2 separate regions of the Homo sapiens genome follow, and region 2 is linked to region 1. Evidence: read pairs that join two places in POLR2A ChIA-PET (ENCODE). Cell type or tissue: endothelial cell of umbilical vein. All regions are shown on one strand. Links, peaks and the distances in the headings refer to the core of each region. The heading gives the core; the rest is flanking DNA.

What was found. Peaks named below come from ENCODE experiments on the same cell type or tissue, not always from the same donor. Only the 100,000 strongest peaks of a DNase experiment are listed, where the experiment ranks them.
Region 2: POLR2A ChIA-PET joins it to region 1 with 8 read pairs; 2 of 35 experiments call an interaction of 5 or more read pairs at or near these places.

What each region holds. Positions count from the first base shown.
Region 1 is chr6:11,418,675-11,430,102 of GRCh38, reverse strand. All of the region lies in intron 1 of LOC105374928 (a long non-coding RNA gene), which reads right to left. LOC105374929 (a long non-coding RNA gene) reads right to left here. Exons shown (of 3, transcript XR_926485.3): 2 at 3,332-3,510; 3 at 543-802. Among named protein-coding and RNA genes, the nearest start is that of TMEM170B, 110 kb to the left of the region's middle. In endothelial cell of umbilical vein, for the core only: no CTCF peak of the experiment used is centred there; a DNase peak (open chromatin) is centred at 3,422; H3K27ac peaks cover 3,089 bases.
Region 2 is chr6:10,760,442-10,771,869 of GRCh38, reverse strand. MAK (male germ cell associated kinase) reads left to right here. Exons shown (of 15, transcript NM_001242957.3): 14 at 1,640-1,759; 15 at 7,264-9,147. The coding sequence ends at 7,418. Among named protein-coding and RNA genes, the nearest start is that of TMEM14B, 18 kb to the right of the region's middle. In endothelial cell of umbilical vein, for the core only: no CTCF peak of the experiment used is centred there; a DNase peak (open chromatin) is centred at 8,649.

The DNA.
Region 1 (11,428 bases), core at 2,400-10,399:
CATGAAATCCATTTCCAAAAGCTGTGGACATGCCCTTGGACTTCCCAGTCTCCAAACCATGAGCCAAATAAACATCTTTTAAAAATAAAATAAAATAAATTACCCGGTCTGTGGCATTCAGTTATAGCAATAGAAAACAAACTAAGACAAAGATAGTCTTTTATTATTGAGGCATGCAAAGAGAGGCCTCTCCAGAAATCCACTGCCTTGCCCAGCTCAGGGCTACAGAAGACTGACACAGCTCTTCCTGGCATGGGTGTTAACAGTCCCAGCTAGACTTGAAAGAATTGTTCCATATCCCCCCTGCTGTCAGGTGATTCATGAGCTGCTATTCCTCCATCTCTCTGGCCACCTGATGTCATGGGACCCCCAGCCGAGAAACCTATGATCTAATGCTAATTGAAGACAGGAAACCAACCTCACACTGCCTCCTTTACCTCAGAAGAAAACTCTTTTTCTCCTGATACCTTAAAACGCATATCTGACTTTCAGGTAAATGTCAAGGTTCACCAGGTTGTCAAGTAAACCACAAAATGTAAAGATTACTATGAGGGCTGAAAATTTTAATTGAGTCTGTATGAAAGGAAATGTGCCAGAAATATAGATCTCATTGGTTACATAACCATCAGTGTAGTTTATAAACAAAATCTCAAGTTCCCTTAAAATAGTATGGTTATTAGGAAGGAAGCAGCTGATGATGTTTATTTTTCTCCCATCAAGAACCGGGTCTTAAGCTGTAGAAAACTGTCAGCATACAAGTATTTGCCATCTTTCAGCACAATCCATGTTGGTGGGAAGAAGGCTGATTAGAAAAAGAAAAAGACACAGTGTACAAGAAAGAATATATGTACCAAAAAACAAGGTCAATAATGAAGCAATGTGGCTAACCATAACTTGGCTTCTAGGATTGAGATTCTGGACCGTTGAGTAATTGTGTTCCCTTTGCTCTAAGTCCCATCTGTCTTGTTTTGAACCCCTTTCCTGGTGGTTTGTGTGGTGAGCTAACCACTCAACCAGCACTGGGCATCACTGAAGTCTAAACACACAAACACCCTCAGGGATTCGTTTCTAAGCCCTAGAGGGAGAGGAGCGCTGGTATTTCACAGGTCCAGCTCTGGAATTCAGTACTGTCTCTAAACAGGAAGAAGAGATGTTTACAACTGCTGTCTGGCTCAGGGGCCAGCCTGTTTCTCTGAGATGTGTTTGGCAAAACCGGAATTCTAAATTTGATGCAGAAAACAATCACTTGATATTTAAAACAAGGACTAAATGTTTTCCTATTCATTCCATATTCAGCCTTAGTTACTTAGAGGGGTTACTGACAGTGTTGTTTCAAACTCTGCATGGCATTGTGTTAAAAAAGAATGTATTCATTTGTTAGTTAATCGGTCCAGTAAATCTCATTGAATTCTTAGTATCTTCTGAGAGGTGCAAAGAGCTCTTAGACCCAGTTTTACCCTACAAAGAACCTGCAGCCAGCCTGGGGACTCATCATAGGACAGGAAGCTTGTTCATGGTGTTGCTGTTAGCACTGTATCTCCCACATCTAACATGGTGTCTTTAGTACCTTCTAAGTGTTCAACAAATATTTGTCAAATAAACAAATGAAATTAACACCCAGGACGACAGTAAAGCCTTTCCAGGCTGAGAAGTGATACTCCAAGCTAGGTGACTGGGGGAGGCTTCATAAAGGAGGCAGGATTTTAGCAATGCTTTCAGGAGGGAGTAGGACTGGATGCAGCTAGGGAAGTGTGGAAGGGAAAGGGGTTACTTCTTCAGGTAAGGGGGTTCAGATGAGTCCAGCCAGGAGATTGGGAGACCCAGGGCATTTTCGAGAGAGAGAGTGGCTAGAGTGCAAGAGGCCAACTGTGGGGCAAAGCCTGAGAAAGGTGGACTAGGGTAGACTGGGCAGGAGAATGCATACTGGAGGGAGGCATCTGAAATCACTTCCGACGCCACTTCACCACGTAGTTAGGAAAAGAGAATTATGAGTAAACAGAGAGGTGTGGCCAGGGAGAACTACAGAGAGAGCCGGACTGAGCACAGGGACCCGGGTGGGCCCCATTCCCACGGGCTTGGTACTGTGATGCTCCGCATTTCCTGCCTTGATTTTAACCTTTAGAAAAAGGGAAAATTGTTCAAAAACCTGACTTCCTATGTAGTATTCCAAGTGAGTCATAGGACTGTTATGTTTACAGCTAATTTTGATATAAAGATATGACTAGGAAGGGGGATAGGTCTCAGAGCCCCAGGAGGCTGCTCTTGCTGAAAATGGTCTGAGGCGGGAGACCCAGCACCCCATCTCCCCTCTCCTTGCAGTCATGCCATGGGAAGGAAGACTGCAAGGGGCCTGGTACGCACCAGCCTTCGCACTGTGGGGCCTCACAGCACAAAGGGTGTGTATGTATGATGTGTACTGTGTGTGTGTGTATGTGGTGTACGGGTGTGTGTGTGGTCTGTTTGTGTGTAAGAGGGAGTGTGTATGTGTATGTATGATGTATGTCAGTGTGTGTATGTACATGTGGTGTTGGGGAGTATATGTAGCAGGCATGAAGCGGGTGTGTGTGTGTACGTGGTGTGGGTGTGTATGGTGTGTTTGTGTGTGTGGAGTGTGTATGCGCATGTGTGATGTGAGCGTGTATGTGTGGTGTTGGGGAGTGTATGTATGGGGTGTGAGGGGTGTGTGTGTATGTGGTGTTTGTGTCGAGGGAGTATGTGTATGTGTGATGTGTGTATGTGTGGTTTTCGGGAGTGTATGTATGGGGTGTGAGGGCTGTGTGTGTGTGGTGTGGGTGTGTGTAGTGCGTGTGTGTGTGGAGTGTGTATGCACATGTGTGATGTGAGTGTGTGCACATGTGGTGTTGGGGGTGTATATGGGGGTGTGGGGGAGTGTGTGTGATGTGTATATGTGAGAGCATGTGTATGTGTGTTTAGGGGTTTCTGAGCACTGAGAGAGTTTGAGGAAGAGAAGAAGTGATGTGGGGCCTGGACTACACCAGCGTTCTCCCAAGCAGGCCCTGTGTATGTGGAGAGCTGATCTTTCCTTGGTGTCTTTGTGGATTTTCAGCTAAACTCAATAATCTCAAAGATAGTAAAAAACAAAAACAAAAAAACACACCAAAAAACCAAGTTAGTCAGGAGAGCTACAAAAAACAAAAACCCTCATGAGATTAGATTTCTCAATAAAATAGTTACAAGAAATTGTTCACACTCCAGGAGAAGGAATTTTTTCTACAGCTAGCTTTCGTATCAATGTTGCAACCTTCTTTTTCATCTAAGTTGGAACTATCAGCCCCCACCCCACGCCTCCCCAGGCTGTGTGTCCCTGCACCTTAGCCTGCATGGAGTTCTTTTGCATCTGAGCAGGCTGTGACCTCCTGGATGGTGGGAACTGATTCATTTCCATAGAGCATTTCTTGGCACAGAGCAGGTGCTCAGTTTTGGATCTGAATGGGATCCAGGAGGGACTTTGAAGTGCAGTCTCCTTGTGGGGGTTCTCCCTACCATGAGCTGCAGAAGAGAGACTTGTTTATTATCTCACAGATAACTGGATTCAAATGCATGTGTGCATGCGCACACACACACACACACTCCCCACACACCCATTACAAAAACTAGCATTACTTTTGGAGATCATGTGATCTGTTTCAGTGTCAAGAAATAGGCACATTTTCTTAATACAGCATAATCTATTCCATGCTAATACAGTGTAATTCTCTTCTACAGAATTCATGCTTTACACATTAATGTACTGAAAGGTGTCAGTGTCACTTGCCCCACATTCCTCCTCACCCCACAATTCTGCTCACCCTCCAGTGGACTCCAGGCTGTCCTCTGGACCCAAAACCCATGGTTAGGACACTCAGGATCAGTCAGGACCATGGAACCATAGATAGCAACACGAAGCCCTACAGAAGCTTTTGAAGGCTGCTTTTCTGTCTGCTGGGTACATCACTTTCCAGAGGGGCATTTCAGATTCTTTCTTCCCATTAGAGAAAAAGGGGATACAAGAATTTGTAACCTTTTTGTGCAAGAATTACACATACCCTCTACCTTGTTAGGGTCTGTGGTGGGGAGGCAATGAGGGGAGTGGGGTGAAGGGAATTGGTTACAGAAACAAACTTCCAATTATAAAAACAGGATAGCACAAACATGTCACAGAAGTTTTGAGTAAGGAGAAGGTAGGTCACTGAAATGCTTAGGGAAGGATTCTCCAAGTGCTAAGATGGGGGTCCAAATGATTGAGCAGGATTTGGGTAGATGGAGAGCCTGGGGACAGGGAAGGAGAGGGAGGGCATTCCTAGCATTCCTGAGTGGAGGGTCAGCAAAGGCCAGAGCTAGGAATGGACACAGTTTATGTGGGGTCAGGGCTCCCACATGACCACTCTCTGTCCAGAGGGGAGAAGTTAGTGCATGAGAGCCTTGTAAACACTGTGCGTGCACATGTGTTTGAATAGAAATCATTGTTTGCCCACCCTGCCTCTGAAATACCTTTGCCTCCCTTTCCTTAATCTGAAAAATATAGCATTGAGTATGAGTAATGACGACAATATCTCACATGTATGAAAGCGCAATTTAAAAGAGGCTTTCATATCTTTGCCTAATTTGTGACATTATATCGCTGACTCATTTGAAGCGCTGCAACATATACCCACTTCTTGAGGTGTGAGGAATGCTTATCAGTTTAGTGTTGCATTTGTAAAATGCCATTTATTTAAAAGTATTGCTAAAATATTCCTTGTGTGCTCTAAGGAACTAGTAAGATTCTACATTTAGTACTTATTTGCTTTCAGAAGTGTGCTTCCTCCAGAAAGCCTGAGGAGGAGAAGCAAGAACATCTATCTTTTTATTAATTTATTTATTTAGAGATGAAATCTTGCTCTGTCACCCAGGCTGGAGTGCAATGGCGCGATCTCGGCTCACTGCAACCTCCGCCTCCCAGGCTCAAGTGATTCTCCTGCCTCAGCCTCCCAAGCAGCTGGGACTACAGGTGCCCACCAAGATGTCCAGCTGTTTTTTGTATTTTTAGTAGAGATGGGGTTTCACTAGGTTGGCCAGGCTGGTCTCGAACTCCTGACCTCATGATCCACCCACCTCTGCCTCCCAAAGTGCTGGGACTACAGGAATGAGCCACTGTGCCCAGCCAAGAACATCTGTCTTTCAGAAGCACAGGGACTGAGCAGGGTGAGTGAGCTGTTGCCATTCCAAATCTCCTATTTCAACACCAAGGGTGGAAAGGAGCTGGGAATGTGGGGTGCAGGAATGCAACCCCAGGTCCCCAACTTCCCAACCTGTCCAAATAAGGGAAAAGCACCATTCAGCAAAACCAATCTAACAATCTCCAGCTAGAAGGGGCTGAACCAATATTTTTCCATCTGTTTGTTGAAAGCTCCATGCTGTGGGGTATCATGAGTGCGTCTTCCTTCTCCGAAGTTGTCCCCACTGGGCTGTGATATAAAGCAAGCCTGTGGCCCCGGTGTGTGGAACAAGGTATTCTTGAAGACTGTTTAGATTTGCTGGGAATTTCCTGCTGCCCTGGAGACTCAGGAAACCAGGGCTATGCCCAGGTCACTGCCCATGACTGGTGAAGGAATGTGACTCGACCCTGAGGTTTAAACTTCACAGTTGAAGAGAGGATTCTGAGTTTTAACTTTCCAGGTGAGGAGTCACTAAAAAAGTACTGTATTTTTTCAAGTAACCACCCTTTTTTGAATGCTTACTATAAGCCAGGTTCTGTGCTTAGTTGAGAGTTTTCCACCATCTAATCCTCAATAAGATACATGTTATTACTCCATTTCATACGTGAGAAACCTGAAAACCAGAGACGTTGAGCAGCTTACCCAAGATCTTACAGCTAATAAACTACAGCACTGTGACTTTCACATAGGTTTCTCTAACTCTCCTTAACTGTTCTTGTACGTAAATCCATAATTTCATTCAATGAATTGTTACTAAGTTCCTATCAAGTGCCTGGGGCTGGAAACATACCTGTGAATAAACAGACAAAGCTATGGCTTTCGTGGACGTTATATGCTGGTGGATAGAAGCAGAAAATTCACAAATATATAGCATGTTACGTGGTGGTAAGTGTCATAGGGAAAAATAAGCCATGGAACTAGATGGCAAGAACTGGAGAGCAGGCAGTACTATTTACAAGGAAATGATGCATTTGTGATGACAGGACATAAAAATGCTTCCCAACATGTCAAGAACAATTTCTAAACTCCTGCAGCCTGTCATAGCCAGCTGTGATGGCAATATGATGGCTCCCCAGCCAGCATGAGAGGAGTCCTTGCCAAATAGGTGTGTTTCAGCTTGTTGGAAATGCAGTCAGAAGGGAAATGTCACAGCACAGATGGACTGAATGATTGGGGATAATGATTTGATCCTGTGAGCTGACTTCCCCTTACCTTGATTGGAAATGAATTCCCTCCCCCTCTTTCTTCACAAGGAGGTTTTGAACACTGACCCCCACCCCCACCAATCTGGAAACCATTCGGAGACTCCCTGGAGGAAAGGGCTATGGACCTCTGTGATTGCTGATATTGTTTTCACTAAATATGACATGATTGGGAATTACCAGGGAAAACCACTACCAATAAAAGGATGGGTTTCAAAAGATGTGACGAATGAGCATTTCTAAAGATTTGCCACAAAATCTAGTTGATCAACTATCAATGTTTCTAAGCCATATAAATAAGCAGTTTTGTAAAGTAGTATGATTCGAAACTTTGAGATGGTCCTATGCTTTAGAAAACAAGTGACTTAATAATGAAACAATGTGTTTTGAGAGCATTACTTTCTCCAGAAGTAGCAAGGTTTGTTAACACCCACACAGATGACACACATAGATGACAGGGAGTTCTTGCATCCAAACAGATCTACCTAGCTGCCTGAGACACTTGGGATGTCAGACTGTAAACAGTGTATCAAAATCTTAATGAAAACATTCAGTAAAACCAAATATCCTTTGTCTGCAGTAGGGGGAGGCTTTGAAAATGAACCTCAACTGAAAATAATTTTATACACACCCACAAAATTCCGTCATGTTTTACACTGCTGACTCCCTTCTAACTCCTTCCAGCCTTTCCAAGTGTTTTTTTGGTAGTAAATACAATTTAAATATATAATTAACTTAGTAAGTAATTAATGTAATGATTATTTCAAATCTTATATTCTCATTTCATGTCACCTGGGTAAAACTAAAACTTGATTTTACAGAAACCAGTTTTTCAGAATTGATAATATCAATGGTCTTGTTTCTATTATAAATTTGTACACATAAGACTTCACAATCTTTCCCTGCTTCAAAGAGAGAAGTTAAGGTGAGTTCTTCAAATATATTAGCATTGTAATTATAATATAGAGGAAGACACAGCTTTTGAGGCCATTTAAATTTTGCTCTGTATGTCTTAATTACTTAATGAAATTCTGGGAACAAAATGGTGCAATAAAACCCAAAGTGGTGGTAGTGATTTAATTTACTATCATTTTATAAACTCTCCTAAATCTGTACAATCTAATTTGAAAGCTACTAGCCACATGTACCTGTGAAGCATTTGAAGTGCGGCTGCTATGAATTGAAACTTGCTGTAAGTGTAAAATGCACACCAGATTTCAAACACTTACTATAAAAAAATCAAAAACACCTTACTAATTTTCATATGAATTACATTTTGGAATAATATGTTGAACATATTGGGTTAAATAAAATCTATTGTTAAAGTTAATTTTACCTTTTTTATATTTTTAGTATAGCTACTAGAAAATTTAAAAGTACATATGTGGCTGGCATTATATTTCTATTGGACAAGGCTGCTCTAAAGCTTAAGAAAGCACAAAATGTTTTTGACGTAAAGCATTATTTTGTCTGATACAAGCATGGCTACCCTCCAGCTCTCTTTTGGTTTCCATTTGCATTAAATATCTTTTTTATCTTTTTCTATCCCTTCACTTTCAGTCTATGTCTGTCCTTAAAGGTCAAGTTAGTTTATTGTAGGCAGCATACAATTCAGTCTTATTTCTTTGCCCATTAACCACTCTCCTATCATTTGATAGGAGAATTTAATCCATTTACATTCAAGATAATTACTGATAGGCAAGGACTTACTACTGTCATTTTGTCGATTATTTCTGGTTGTTAATGTAATAATCTTTTGTTCTTTTCTTCCTGTCTTGCTGTCTTCCTTTGTGATTAGATTATTTTTCTCTAGTAGTATTTTTGATTTCTTACATTTTATCTTTTGTGTATCTACTATAGGTTTTTGCTTTGTGGTCACCATGAGGCTCACATATAACATCTTTTAGTTTTAATAGGCTATTTTAAGCTGATAACAACTTCATTTTGATTTCAAACAATAGCACCACACTTTTGCTCCACCCTTCTCCATTTAATGTTTTTGATGTGACAATTTACGTCTTTTTATATTGCATATTACTTAAATTATTGTAACCATTATTTTTAATAGTTTTGTCTTTTAACTTCATACAAAAGATATGTGATTTACATACCAGCACTACAGTATTAGAGTATTCTGAATTTTACTGTATTTTTTTTACCAGTGACTTTTATACATTAAAATGTTTTTCTGTCACTAGTGTTCTTTTCTTTCAGTTTGAAGAGCTCCTTTTAGCGTTTCTTATAAGATAGTTCTTGTGGTGACAAACTCCCTCAGTTTTTGTTTGTCTGGGAAAGTTTTTATATCTCTGTCATTTCTGAAGGCTAGCTGTGCAGGGTACAGTATTCTTGATTGGCAGCTTTTTTTTTCCTTCAGCACTTGGAATATATTATGCCACCCTCTTCTGACCTATAAGATTTCTAGTAAGAAATTTGCTGCTAGCCTTACTGAAATGCCCTATGTGATTTTTTTTTTTTCTCTTGCTGCTTTCAGGATCCTGTCTTTGATTTTTGACAATTTTATTATGTTTTGCTGTAGTCTTGTTTAGGTAGAATTGAATTAGAGAACTTTTGACCTTCCCATACTTGGATATTTACCTTTTTCTCCAGGTTTGGAAAGTTTTCTGCTATAAACTTTGCTTTAAATAAACTTTCTACCCCTTTGTCTTTTCTCCTTCTTGAACTCCTAAAACTTAAATATTTGCTCTTTTGATGCTGTCCCAAAAATCTCATAAGCTTTCTTCATTCCTTTTCATTGCATTTTATCCTCTGTGTATTTTAAAGTAATCTGTCTTTGATTTTGCTTGATCAATTCTGAGTCTTTCTTCTGCTTGATCAATTCTGCTGTTGACTTTTTTTTTTGCATTTTTAATTTCATTCTTTTTTCAACTAAAGAATCTATGTTTGATATTTTTTAAATGATTTTAATCTCTTATGTTGGTCATTTATTGTTCTCCTGATTTTTGTTCTGTTTTCTTGAAGTCTGTTAAACTTCCTTAAGACCATTATTTGGAATTCTTTGTCACCCATTTCATACATCTCCATTTCTTTAAGGTTGGTTACTGGTGCTTTACTTAGTTCTTTAGGTGGTGACATTTCCCTGATTGTTTTTGATCCTTGTGGTTGTACATTGGTGTCTGTGCATTTGGAGAAGTAGGTTATCTCCTACTTATTCTTTGCAGACTGGCTTTGTCTGGGAAATCCCTTCACCAGTCAGTCCCCTCAGAGATTCTAGGAATGCCATCTGTCATGGTCCACAGGTAGGCTTGCTTTTGGAATCCTTGGGCAAGCTGGCCTGGTACCTGGATCAGCAGGTAGGTGGGCCTAATGCCTGGGTCCAGGTTAGGTCTGGAGCCTGTAGCCAATGTAATATACCTGTTGACTGAGTCTGAGAGGATGTACTTGTAGCCTGGATCTGCAAGGGTGGGCCTGCAGCCTGTATCTGTGGGGTCCTGACTTGAAGCCTGGGTCCCCTGTGGCTGACCTGGCACTGGGGTAGACCTTGAGCCTGAGTATGGAGGGGCCATCCAAGTGCTGGGATGAGCCTGGTGCCTGAGACCACTAGAACCTGAGTCCACAGGGTCTGGCCTAGTGCTGGGGCAAGACTGGAGCCTCAGTCCATGTGAACAAACCTGGATCCTGGGCCTATGGGAGCTGTTTTGGAGCCTGGATCTGTAGTGTATCCTGGAACCTGGGTTTGCTGGAGCAGACCCAGGGGACCAGCTTGGAGCCTGGAGCTGGCTGGCCATGTGCTGGGGCAGGTATAGAGCCTGGAATTGCAGTTATTGGCCTGTGCCTGGAGCCACAGGATCTGGTCTGGAGTCTGAGGTTGTGGGAACCAGCCAGCACTGAGGTTTACTGAATGAGTCTGGACCCTGTGTCTGATGGAGTATGGAGCTGCATAGGCCAGCCTAGAGGGTGGAGTTTCAGAGACCAGCCTGACACTGGGCAAGCCTGGAACCTGTGTCCATGGGTGCTGGCCTGGCACTTGGGGCCAGACGTGTCAATCTGGTGTTGAGGTGGGCTTGAAGCCTGGAGCTGTGTGGACCAACGTGGCTCTGAGCTAACCTGGAACCTCAAGCTGGCCTGGTGTTGAGTGGGCCTGAAACCTGGGACTATGGGACTGGCGAGTCCTGGTTCTAGGGAAGGCCTGGAGACTCAGTCTATGAGGGCTGGCCTGGCTCTGGGGCAGACCCAAACCTTGGGGCCACTGGGGCCACTGACACTGGGACCAATCTAGAGCCTGCGACTGTTAGAGTAAGCCTGGTGGTAGAGCAGGGCCAAGGATCAAGTTCACCGAACAGCCTGGAGCTTGAGGCTGCAGGATCTTGCTGGTATTGAGGCAGGAATGGAGACTCCATCCTCAGGTACCAGCTTAAAGTCTGGGGCTGTCGGACCTGCCCAGTACTGGGTTTTACTGGTGTAGGCCTGGTGTTGGGGTTCAAGACAAAGTCCAGTGCTCACTCCCCTCTCCTTTCTTCAAGCAGAGGGTATTTCTCTCTATGCTGTGTTGCCTGGTGTTGGGGGATGGATGATGCAGGTAATGTAAAACTGTCCTTCCTACTCTCTTCAACGAGTCTTTTCTTATTTCTGTGCTACACACAGAATAGGTGCTGTTATCTGTCACCTGGTTTTCTTAGCTTTTGTGAAGGTATTTTTGTGCGTGGATAGTTATTCAGATTGAAGTTTCTATTTGGGGACAAGTATTGCAAAGTCTTATTCCACCATCTTGCTAACATCTCAACAAAGAAAGTGTTTAATTCAGTTGGCCCCAAGGAATTTTAAAGGAATTTGTATGTTATATTTACAGAAGACTCATCTAAGGAGGCATCAAGATTATATTAGTAAGTACATGCCTTATATACCCAACTCTGCTTCAAACAAGAACAATGACAGGAAAATACGAATAAGTAAAATGATATAAGCAGGTTTAAAGCAAGACAAAAATTTCTATGAACCACACCAGGCACCTGGACCGGAAAACAAGGCAGTCAGTAGTGTATACACAAATCTCTGGGCCTACTTCTGGGG
Region 2 (11,428 bases), core at 1,759-9,758, 660 kb after region 1:
TCTGAAGTAAAGAACTGATTAGTGTTTCAGAATGAGTTTCTGAGATGGGAAAAAGGTTAAAGTAGGCAGCTGAACTTACACAAAATTCAGTAGGGTTAAACATGTATAGACTGAGAGCATGTGCTCACTGTATGTAACCCTTTAGGGGCTGATAACATAATATTGCGCTTTGACATTTGTTGCTTCAAGAGCAGACACCTGTTGAAGCCTGATATGCCGTGAGAGACAACGGACACAGAGCCCAGTGTCGAGACGTGTAAACAGATAACGCTATAGAGAAAACACTGTTTACTGAACAGTGCTTTGAAACCACGAGGGTGATCAGAGCCCCATTTCGCCTTCTAGAGATAAACCTGTCTCCCTTCCTGCAGAGCTAGCTCCTCCTATTGCTTCTGGTTGTCGTTTGTCTTCAGTCTGCTTCCTGCCAGTGCAGCAGCTCCTGCTAGATCTTGACATCCTAGTGGCCAGATCCCAGGGGCGGTGCTGGTCCTATCCGAGCTCTCTGCCTCATCTCCCATTCCTTTTTTCCACACTCAGTGTGTATTCTCTTGGATTTCCATACCCTGTTCCTCCTACCATCCACCTCTCTACCTGTTCTCTTCCTCCATGAGGTCCTTTTCTCTCCTGTCCCTTAATGCTGGTGTTCCTTGGGGGTCTACTCCAGGTCTCTGCACATTCGCAGTGCCTCTGAGCTGGCTCCTTCAGCCCACAACTCTGTAACCACCACACCCTGATCATCACCAATCTCCACGCCTGCCCACTTGCCCTCTGCCTGCCACAACATGAATGTCCTCTGGGTACCATGTCTTTCCCCCAATCCTGATTCTCCTCCTATGTTGCTATTCATGGACAACGCACCCCCCAGTCACCTGAGCTGCAAACTTAGGAGTTTATATTTCCCTCTTTCCCTACCACCTCCACCCCGTGAACCTGCTTAGTTCCCTTCTTCTTCACCCTCTGCCACTGCTGTGGTTCAGACCCTCATCCTCCCTCATTTCAGCTCTTAGCAGTGACTTCCTCACTGGTCTCCAGACTTTAGATTTTTCCTCATCAATGCATCCCTATGCTAACGCCAGATTGAGCATTCACCAATAGTGATGATGATGATGGTGTTGATAATGATGGCAATTATGCTAGCTGACGTTTAATGCGTACAGATTCTATGCCACGTGCTCTGAAGAGTCTCATCAATCCCTACAACAACCCTACGAGAATAGGTCCACTTACAACCATTTTACAGAATGAAGACAGACACAGAGAGCACTTCAGAGATAGGGGCTTCGCAGTGGGAAATACACCCCCATGTGAAGAAGTGGGGTCGTGAGAAAGCCTGGCGTGTTCAGGGTGAACTGAACACCCCTGGGCCTTGAGTTCAGACCCCAGCTCAGTCTCTTACTAACTGTGAGAAGTTAGGCAAGTTACTCAACATTGGAGAGCCACACGATATGGATACTAATATGATCTAAGCGGGCTGTTGTATGGATGGAATAAGAATATCTGTAACAAGTGCAGCTCAGTGCCTAAAACATAGTAGATGCTGAAAAATAGTATTTAGAAGTAATGGGGTAGTATTCAATGTTATTCTACTGTGCCTAAAATATTCACCTTCTGACTGTGAAACTTTATGATATGTCACTAGGAAATCTTGGAAGTTATGCTACTTACAATCAGTCAGGATATATTCCTTCCTTTCTCAAAAAAGAAGTGCAGTCAGCTGGCCAGAGGATCCACTTAGCACCTCTCAATGCAACGGCTTCAGGTAGGAACAACTTCAGATACAGTTTTCTAGATTCCTAGCAGAAAGGAACATTTTCCTTTTTAAGTTTATGCAGTCACTTTTCCCAAGCGAAGACTTTTAGTCAGCCTCACCTCATTAACGCATTTCTTTTTGTTTTTACCGAAATGTCCTATTTTTCTTCCAAAAATGAGGATTTGAGGGTCTAATAATTATAAGAGCTACCACTAATTAAGTGGTGACTCTCTGCCAGGCACAGTGTAAAGGGCTTACTGGAATTATATCATTTAATCCTCATGATAACCTGATGATGTAGCTAGATCTCTTCTTTACAGATGATGAAATGTAGGTGAAGTAACTTACCTGAGGTCACACAGCTAGTGGAGCTGGGATAGAAACCCAACTTAATCCACTTCCAAAGAGTGTGCTGTGCTGCACAGAGAGATGTGAGAAAATGCCTTTTCCAGAGCCCTCTGCCCAGGACCTGGCACAGGGTGAAAGCTTAATAAATGCTGACACTCTATTTATGAATGAGTTAACATGAGGTGTGTCTCTACAGTTCCATCTTAGGGCGTAGAAATTAGCGGTGGCAGGACTTTCACACCCTGCCTTTTGCTTTGCAATAGTATTCAGGGGGAAGGGTTTATCCCTCCACCCTCCAGCGTTATGCCTAACTGAGGTAAGCTTGCTCCCCAGTGGTGTGGCATGTGACAGCCACATGTGGGGGTACACACTTGAAATGGAGGGTGATGATTCTGTACTTAAGCCAATCAGATTTGACCATGAATGGTCTTCGAATCATTTGAATCTGAAATAGATATTCTTAGTGAAGCACCAAAAATAAACATTAAAGCCAATCATTAGAACTTTAATAAGATACCTAATTGTAGTTTAATTTATTTATTTTAATTCTTTTTTATAGAGAAAAAGCCTTGCTCTGTCACCCAGGCTGGAGTGCAGGGATGCAATCATGGTTCACTGCAGCCTCGAACTCCTGGGCTCAAGTGATCCTCCTGCCTCCGCCTTCTGAGTAGATGGGACTACAGGCACACACGACCGTGCCCAGCTAATTAAAAAAAATGTTTTTTGTAGGGACAGGGTCTTGCTATGTTGCCCAAGCTGGATCTTGACTCGTGGGCGCAAGCAATCCTCCCACCTTGGCCTCCCAAAACTCTGGGATTATAGGCATGAACCACTATGCCCGGCCTGTAGTTTAATTTAAAAGTTGACTCTGAAAGTGTGCTCACAGCCTATCCTAACCACTATCTTATATTAAAACCCCTGATTAGATGTGCCAGTCTTTAAAGTTCACACTATTGGAGCTAAAAATGTATAAAGCCTGGACTTCTTTATTTTTTTATTTCTTGCCGCAATAGAACTGCTTAAATAGTACTACAGTTACCTTATCTGTGAAAAGAATTGCTTCATTATCTTTTCGCTGAAACAAAATAAGTAAACATTTTATATACAGCAGTGATTTTTATAAGGCCTCAAATATTTAAGCCAGCCTTATGAGCCATTCATTTATATGAAATATAAAATTTTATTTATTTTGAGATGGAGTCTTGCTCTGTTGCCCAGGCTGGAGTGCAGTGGTGTGATCTCAGCTCACTGCAACCTCCACCTCCCGGGTTCAAACGATTCTCCTGCCTCAGCCTCCCAAGCAGCTGGGATTACAGGCATGCACCACCATGCCCAGCTAATTTTTTTTGTATTTTTAGTAGAGACGCAGTTTCACTGTGTTGGTCAGGCTGGTCTTGAACTCGTGACCTCAAATGATTCACCTGCCTCAGCCTCCCACAAGTGCTGGGATTACAGGCATGAACCACTGCACCCGGCCACATTTTATATTTTTAATATAAAGGCAGAAAATCATAATGTTTCAAATTATTTTGTTACCTAGGTATCTACTCTTATAAATCAAGAGTGGGTCTTTTAAAAAATATTTTTGTAAGATATTGAAGGCCTTTATATATTAATTATTCTATCCAATTAGCATGCATATTCCTGTTTTCATTTTTTTTAAGTAAATGCTTTTTCTTAACTTTTTATTTCTTTACTCTGCTTATCAGATTTTTCTACAGATGGTGATAGGAGGAAAGGTAAAAAATGAAGTAAATATTAATCACTCTCAAGTGGTCAATGCAAATCCTTAGAAAAAACACTGTTCTGTAAGAGATGTGTCTTCCAGTCATGCCAGTTGGGTGACAGTTTCCCACAAGAAAATAAAACCAGGTCATTACCATATTTACTCAACTATTTCCCCCTTCTTGCATAGTCTCGTCTTTGCTCTTCTTTCTCCCCTTCAAGATTTTTGTTTTTGTTTTTTTTTTTTTTTTTTTTTGAGACAAAGTCTCGCTCTGTCACCAGCCTGGAGTGCAGTGGCGTGATCTCAGCTCCCTGCTGCAACCTCTGCCACCCGGGTTCAAGCGATTCTCCTGCCTCAGCCTCCGGAGTAGCTGGGACTACAGGTGCGTGCCACCACGCCCAGCTAATTTATGTATTTTTAGTAGAGATGGGGCAGGATGATCTCGATCTCTTGACCTCGTGATCTGCCTGCCTCGACCTCTCAAAGTGCTGGGATTACAGGCATGAGCCACCGCACCTGGCCTCTACCCTTTAAGTTTTGAGAAGGAAAATCAATGTCTTCCCTCCCATGTAATCTCTCCTTCCCCTAATACTTCCTTATCCCCTGCCTTGAAACTAACAAGGACTTCGAGGAGTGACTTCTGTTCTACACAGCACCCTTTAGGATCACTTTAGAAGTGCAGGATCCTGTTTTAAGCACTCTGTGTACATTAACTCATTAATCCTCCCAGGGCTGTATTCCAGGAGGTACTATTATGATCCGCATCTCACACAAGTTTTATATGTTGCTAAAAGTTGTATCACAGTGGCATCAATTAAATCCATAACTAGAGGCAAACTTCTTTCCTTTAGCATAGATTTTCTACAAGAAGTTAAATGTCCTTGATAGGACAGATGCAGTTTTTAAACACAGAGCAAGCATTGCAAGGCTCACTATCCCTCCCGCTCTTGCAGGGCAGTGAGGTGTGGGGTGGTCCCACTAAGGCACAAAAGCACTTCTTGCCCTGCCACGAGATCTGGGCTCCTCTCAGCTGTTAGGTTCTTCACCAAAGGTACTTGAGTCCTGAAATTCTAGTATATCTAGGAAAGGAATCCTAAATCTCAACACTACCCCCTTCTTAGCAAAATGATTCCCTCTTGAAAAAGTTTTACAAAATATTGTCCTGGACACAATTTCATTTAAAACCATTTAGGACTTAGGTGATATCATGACCTGGAAAAAGGCTTCTCTTTTTGTTACTCCCCAAAGCTCTCACTTCTTGCCCTCAGAGCCACACCCATTAGCCTAATGCCACGTTCCCTTTTCCCTCCCTGAATAAGCGGGGCTTATTGCCTCTCTCCCCGCTCTCTACTCCCCTCCCACGCTGTCTCTTCTACCCCTGCTACCAGTTTGACCTGTGGCCCACATGGGTGAGCTCACTAATTTAGCAGACAGATGCTCGTTTCTATTCCAATGGCTATAACTAAAGGGCTCTTTCTGGAAAACATGGTGCCCTGACTGGCCCTTGTAGACACATTGTCCCTGACTTTGTTAGATAGCTTTTTAGTGGCTTTGACTTTGAGAATTTTAAGCCCAGTAAAAAGAGTGGAATGAAAGGACCTGTCAAACCATGGAGTGGGGAGCTCTTGGCCTCCCTGCCTCCACCAAACTACACGGCAGCCAGGCGGCTGTCTTACCCAGAGTGTCCACACTTAATACCTTGTTCACCCATGCTGAAGTTAGTAGCTTGTCAGGACCACATGCTCACAGAATTCCCTCCTCACTCCCAGTTATACAGTGAAAATTTAAGAAAAACTGTGCAAACCATGCCAGTAAATATGGGATAGCTAGGGCTAGGGGTACAAAATGGTCAGATTCATTTCAGTATTAACACTTAGAGTTTAATCCAAGAATGGCAGCTACTACACAGTGTGAAGAGATATTTAAACCCCAGATGGAAAAAGCAGACATCCCTCCTCAGATACAATACCTGTGATACCTTAGCTCTCAATTCGAGGTGAGGAAAGCGTGAAGGAGGGACTGAAGAAGGCATCAAAAGTTGTCTGTAAAATGATCTCCTGCTTTGTCCTTTGAAATGTTGAAGCAGTTTTAGCTCATAAATTGTTCAGATAACAAATGTTCAAGAAATTTTAAATTTTTCACAAATTTTTAAACAGTCAGATATATGAATGAAACAACCTTGTGGTTAAAAGTTTAGGATCCTACCATTTAAGGGAATTGTGTTCCCACCCATGATTTTCCCAATGAGAAATGAAGTATGGGCCGGGTGCGATGGCTCACACCTGTAATCCTAGCACTTTGGGAGGCTGAGGTGGGTGGATCATTGGCAAGGCTGAGGTGGGTGGATCACCTTAGGTCAGGAGTTCCAGACCAGCCTGGCCAACATGGCAAAACCCCATCTCTACTAAAAATACAAAAACTAGCTGGGCGTGGTGGTGCGCCCCTGTAATCCCAGCTGCTCAGAAGGCTGAGGCAAGAGAATCACTTGAACCCGGGAGGTGGAGGTTGCAGTGAGCCGAGATCGCACCATTGCACTCCAGCCTGGGCAACAAGGGCGAAACTCTGCCTCATTAAAAAAAAAAAAAAAAAAAAAAAAAAAAAAAAATCTTCATTCTAAAACCCACATTTTAATGTTTAAAAAGAAATCTATTATAGGACCCCATGTGTGTTCTTCCATGAAGCCACAGTTTTATAGATTCACAATTCCAAATACATTTTTCTGTAGTGATATTGTGTCAATATTATTTAGATGTAACCACAGTGTGATATTACAAAGTCACCAACACTGTGGGTGTTGCCCATTGAATTTGAGCCAATAAATTTTCTTGGTCTTCTTACCTGGCGTTGCCTATCTAAATGTAAAATATTAAAAATAGCAGCAGTGTCAGCACTATAAACCAGGAATAATATTGGCTCTTCAGCTACTGAAAATTCTTTTTTTTTTTTTTTGAGATGGAGTTTCACTCTTGTCGCCCAGGCTGGTGTGCAATGGTATGATCTCGGCTCACTGCAACCACTGCCTCCCGGGTTCAAGTGATTCTCTTGCCTCAGCCTCCTGAGTAGCTGGGATTACAGTCACCCGCCACCACGCTCAGCTGATTTTTTTTGTATTTTTAGTAGAGACAGGGTTTCACCATGTTGGCCAGGCTGGTCTCGAACTCCTGACCTCAGGTGATCCACTTGCTTCAGCCTCCCAAAGTGCTAGGACTACAGGCAGGAGCCACTGCGCCCGGCCAGCTACTGGAAATTCTAATGGATGTCAACATAATACTACACTAGAATTTTTGGTTTTAACATTTAAAAAGCCTCAGAGAGTACTGAGTTAATCTTTTAAACATAAATTCAGATTTTCCCCATCAAATGAGAGGATGAATTTCTTTATTTTGAGTTTGATAAGCAAATGAGTAAAACCCTGTTTTCCAAATCTGATTTCTTTCAGAATATACCTGGAACACAAAAACTGGTCGGGGGCAGTTTTCAGGACGTACTTATAATCCTACAGCAAAAAACCTAAATATTGTGAACCGTGCACAGCCCATTCCCTCAGTGCATGGGAGGACAGACTGGGTGGCCAAGTATGGAGGCCACCGGTAGGAGTCTATGGTGTGAAACCCTACAGCATTGCTCCGTAGAGTACGTGCAAGTTCCTTGACCCTGGGAAATGTCTACAAATGTCTATTTCTACTGAGTTCTGGAAGAAATATGCAAAAGTGGGTACTTGGAAGGGCAAAAATCATCCCCTATTTTACTTATTTCCAAGAAATGCATTTTCTTAGCATCATTGCCCACAGTGTTGATATATGGGTAGGATGTTACAAAGTATTGAATAAACTATTTGCCAAAGTATGAAGTATTTGATCTACAATTTAATAAATAGTAAATCCAATAAGAACCCTTAAAAAAAAACAACTTCCAGAAAATGTTTAGAGTGTTTTAGTTTTCATTTGTTGTATGTGCCCAAATGGTTTAGTAGTTCTTCACTTTGCTGTGGTTGGCTTAAGAGGTTTGTCTTTTGTTTTTGTACAGCAGTTGGGCCAACCTTTGCTGGCTGTCAGCTGTGGTTCTTATTTGACTAAGGCTCTGCGCTGCCATTTTGTCAATGACAGAAAGATTGCAATTATTTGTTTTTCTACTTTGAAGCTATGGGAGCGATGGTAATTTCAATCTTGAGCAGGATATCTTTTTTTTTTTTTTTGAGGCGATGTTTCACTCTTGTGTCCAGGCTGGAGTGCAGTGGCACTATCTTGGCTTACTGCAACCTCCACCTCCTGGGTTCAAGTGATTCTCCTGCCTCAGCCTCCCGAGTAGCTGGGATTAGAGGCGTGTGCCACCATGCCTGGCTAATTTTTGTAGTATTAGTAGAGACAGGGTTTCACCATGTTGGTCAGGCTCAGGCTGGTCTCAAACTCCTGACCTCAGGTGATCCACCTGCCTCGGCCTCCCAAAGTGCAGGGCTTACAGGTGTGAGCCACAGTGCCCAGCTTTTTTTTTTTTTTTTTAGAAATAAATTTATCTTTAACATAGAGAATATCAAAGTTATGCCACTTGATTTTAGTGGACGGCTTGTGTTTTGATCTTGACCAGTACAGTTCCCATGAATTCAAGGTGACAATCAAGCCCAATGGCTTGATGACTTCAATAGTAACCAAGTCAAGGTTCTCTTGGCTGGACATCATTAAGAAAGTTCTGGAAACTGTGTTTGTTTGATGCTGGTTCATTGGACTTTTCAAATTGTTTTGTTTCTGTGTCCCTACCAGACACAAAGATGAAGTGTGCCAGCTGGTTCCCCCAAGCCAGCTCATGCTGCTGACCACTGACTCAGCTCTGACCTTCACATTTGCTCTGAAGCAAGTGCGTTCAGCTGCTGGGGCAGTGATATCACATAGTACATATATTATTTCCTTAGTTTATTTCCAAACTGGTATTTTAAATAGACACTTCGAACTTTGGGCTACTCTGTTTAAATCTGCCACTTTCTGGACTGGACCTTAGTACTGTAAATTCTTTTTAAAGAATAATAATGTTACCAACTGCTGAGATTTTTATGTATTTTGTGACTTTGTAACAACTGCTATTGTAATAAGTGTCATCTTGTGGGCATTATACAAAGGCATATTATAAAATAATAATGATATTTTTGTATAGAAGAGTCAACTGTTCAGATGTAAGATGTTGAAAAATGTTAAAATCTAAAGAGTAATTTATCCTAGTGGTAATGGTTATATGTATTTGTACAGTTTAAATTAATGTCTCAAAGCTGTGCAGTCTTTTGTTACTGGGACACTTTTAAACTCTGAATAGGCATTAAAAAAAATATGGCTAACTAGTGTGTTTTCATTATGTTTTTAAACCTTATATCCTGAATTCTATTTGTTGTTGTTGTTTTAATTAGTAGTCTTTAAAAAAAGCAGTTTTAGGGCCAGGCACAGTGGCTCACACCTGTAATCCCAGAACTCTGGGAGTCATAGGTGGGTGGATCACTTGAGGTCAAGAGTTCAAGACCAGCCTGGCCAAGATGGCAAAACCCTGTCTCTACTAAAAATACACAAAAATTAGCTGGGCACGGTGGCGGGCACCTGTAATCCCAGCTACTTGGGCGGCTGAGGTAGGAGAATTGCTTGAACCTGGGAGGCAGAGGTTACAGTACAGTGAGATCGTGCCACTGCACTCCAGCCTGGGCGACAGAGCGAGACTCTGTCTCAAAAAAAAAAAAATAAAAGCCCTTTTAGGTTTATGAAAATATTGATCAGAAAGTAGAGTTCCCATATGCCCCTTCATCTGCCCCTCCCCGATTTTCCCTATTATCAACATCTTGCATTCATGTAGATAATTCATTACAACTGATAAGCCAGTATTGATACATTGTTATTAATTAAAGTCCATAGTTTATATTAGGGTTCACTCTTGTGTTGTACACTATGGGTTTTGACAAAATGTATAAGGACATGTATCCACCATAATAGTATCATAAGAATCATTTTACTCCCTCAAAATCCTGTCCTCTCCCTATTCATCCTTCCCTATCTTGCCCTGAACCTCTGGCCACCATTGACCTTGTTACTGTCTCCACAGTTTTTCTTTTTCCAGAATTACCTGGGGTCAGGAGTTCAAGACCAGCCTGGCCAACATGGTGAAACCCCATCTCCACTAATAATACAAAAACATTATGAGCCATGGTGGTGCATGTCTGTAATCCCAGCTACTTGGGAGGCTGAGACAGGAGAATCGCTTGAACCCGGGAGGTGGAGGTTGCAGTGAGCCAAGATTGTGCCATTGCACATCTAGCCAAAACAGATCTCAGAAAAAAAGTATGCACATGGTTTATTTGTGGAAAAAAAAAAAAAAAAAAAAAAAACGAGCATGGAAAATATGCTGAATTTGAGCATTTAATTTAGGAAGCTAGAAAAAGAATAACGTAAAAAAATGTTTTAAGTAGATTTCAGCCCAGTAGCAATAAGCATACCTAGCACTCAGATATTGGTGTCCAGATATTGGTGTGCAGTACCACTGTTCAATAAAAGGAACCAGAGCTACTTGGAGAAATGGCTGATTCTAGTACTAGGACAGGAAATATACAAGATGAGCCTAGAACGTCTTGTAGTGCCAGACAATAAGGAAGTTCTACAAACACACAAACCCTTTGGCTATGCCAGAGGGACACAGAGGTCAACTGAGTTTCCAATGGCCAAAGCTGCAACAATTTGAGCAAGAAAATTAAGTATTGCCCGGCGCGGTGGCTGATGCCTGTAATCCCAGCACTTTGGGAGGCCAAGGTGGGCAGATCATGAGGTCAGGAGATCGAGACCATCCTGGCTAACATGGTGAAACCCTGTCTGTACTAAAAATACAAAAAAATTAGCCGGGCATGGTGGCAGGCACCTGTAGTCCCAGCTCCTCAGGAGGCTGAGGCAGGAGAATGGCGTGAACCCATGAGGCGGAGCTTGCAGTGAGCCGAGACCATGCCACTGCACTCCAGCCTGGGTGACAGAGCAAGACTCCGTCTCAAAAAAAAAAAAAAAAAAATAAGTATTACAACCCAAAGAAAAAAGAAATATCCATGAGTCCATACTAAGATGAATGCATGAATGAATGCATGAATGATCAGGTGCGGCAGTGACTCACGCTTGTAATCCCAGCACTTTGAGAGGCCGAGGTGGGTGGATCACCTGAGGTCAGGAGGTTGAGACCAGCCTGGCCAACATGGTGAAACACCGTCTCTGCTAAAAATACAAAATTAGCCGGGTGTGGTGGCACACGCCTATAGTTCCAGCTACTCGGGAGGCTGAGACAGAAGAATCACTTGAACCCAGAAGGAGGAGGCTGCAGTGAACCTAGATCATGACACAGCACTCCAGCCTGGGTGAGAAGTCCCAACCTGAGGTCGGGAGTTCGAGACCAGCCTCACCAACATGGAGAAGCCCCGTCTCTACTAAAAATACAAAATTAGCTGGGTGTGGTGGCACATGCCTGTAATCCCAGCTACTCGGGAGGCTGAGGCAGGAGAATCACTTGAACCTGGCAGCCAGAGGTTGTGGTGAGCCAAGATCACGCCATTGCACTCCAGCCTGGGTGACTAAGCGAGACTCCATCTCAAAAAAAAAAAA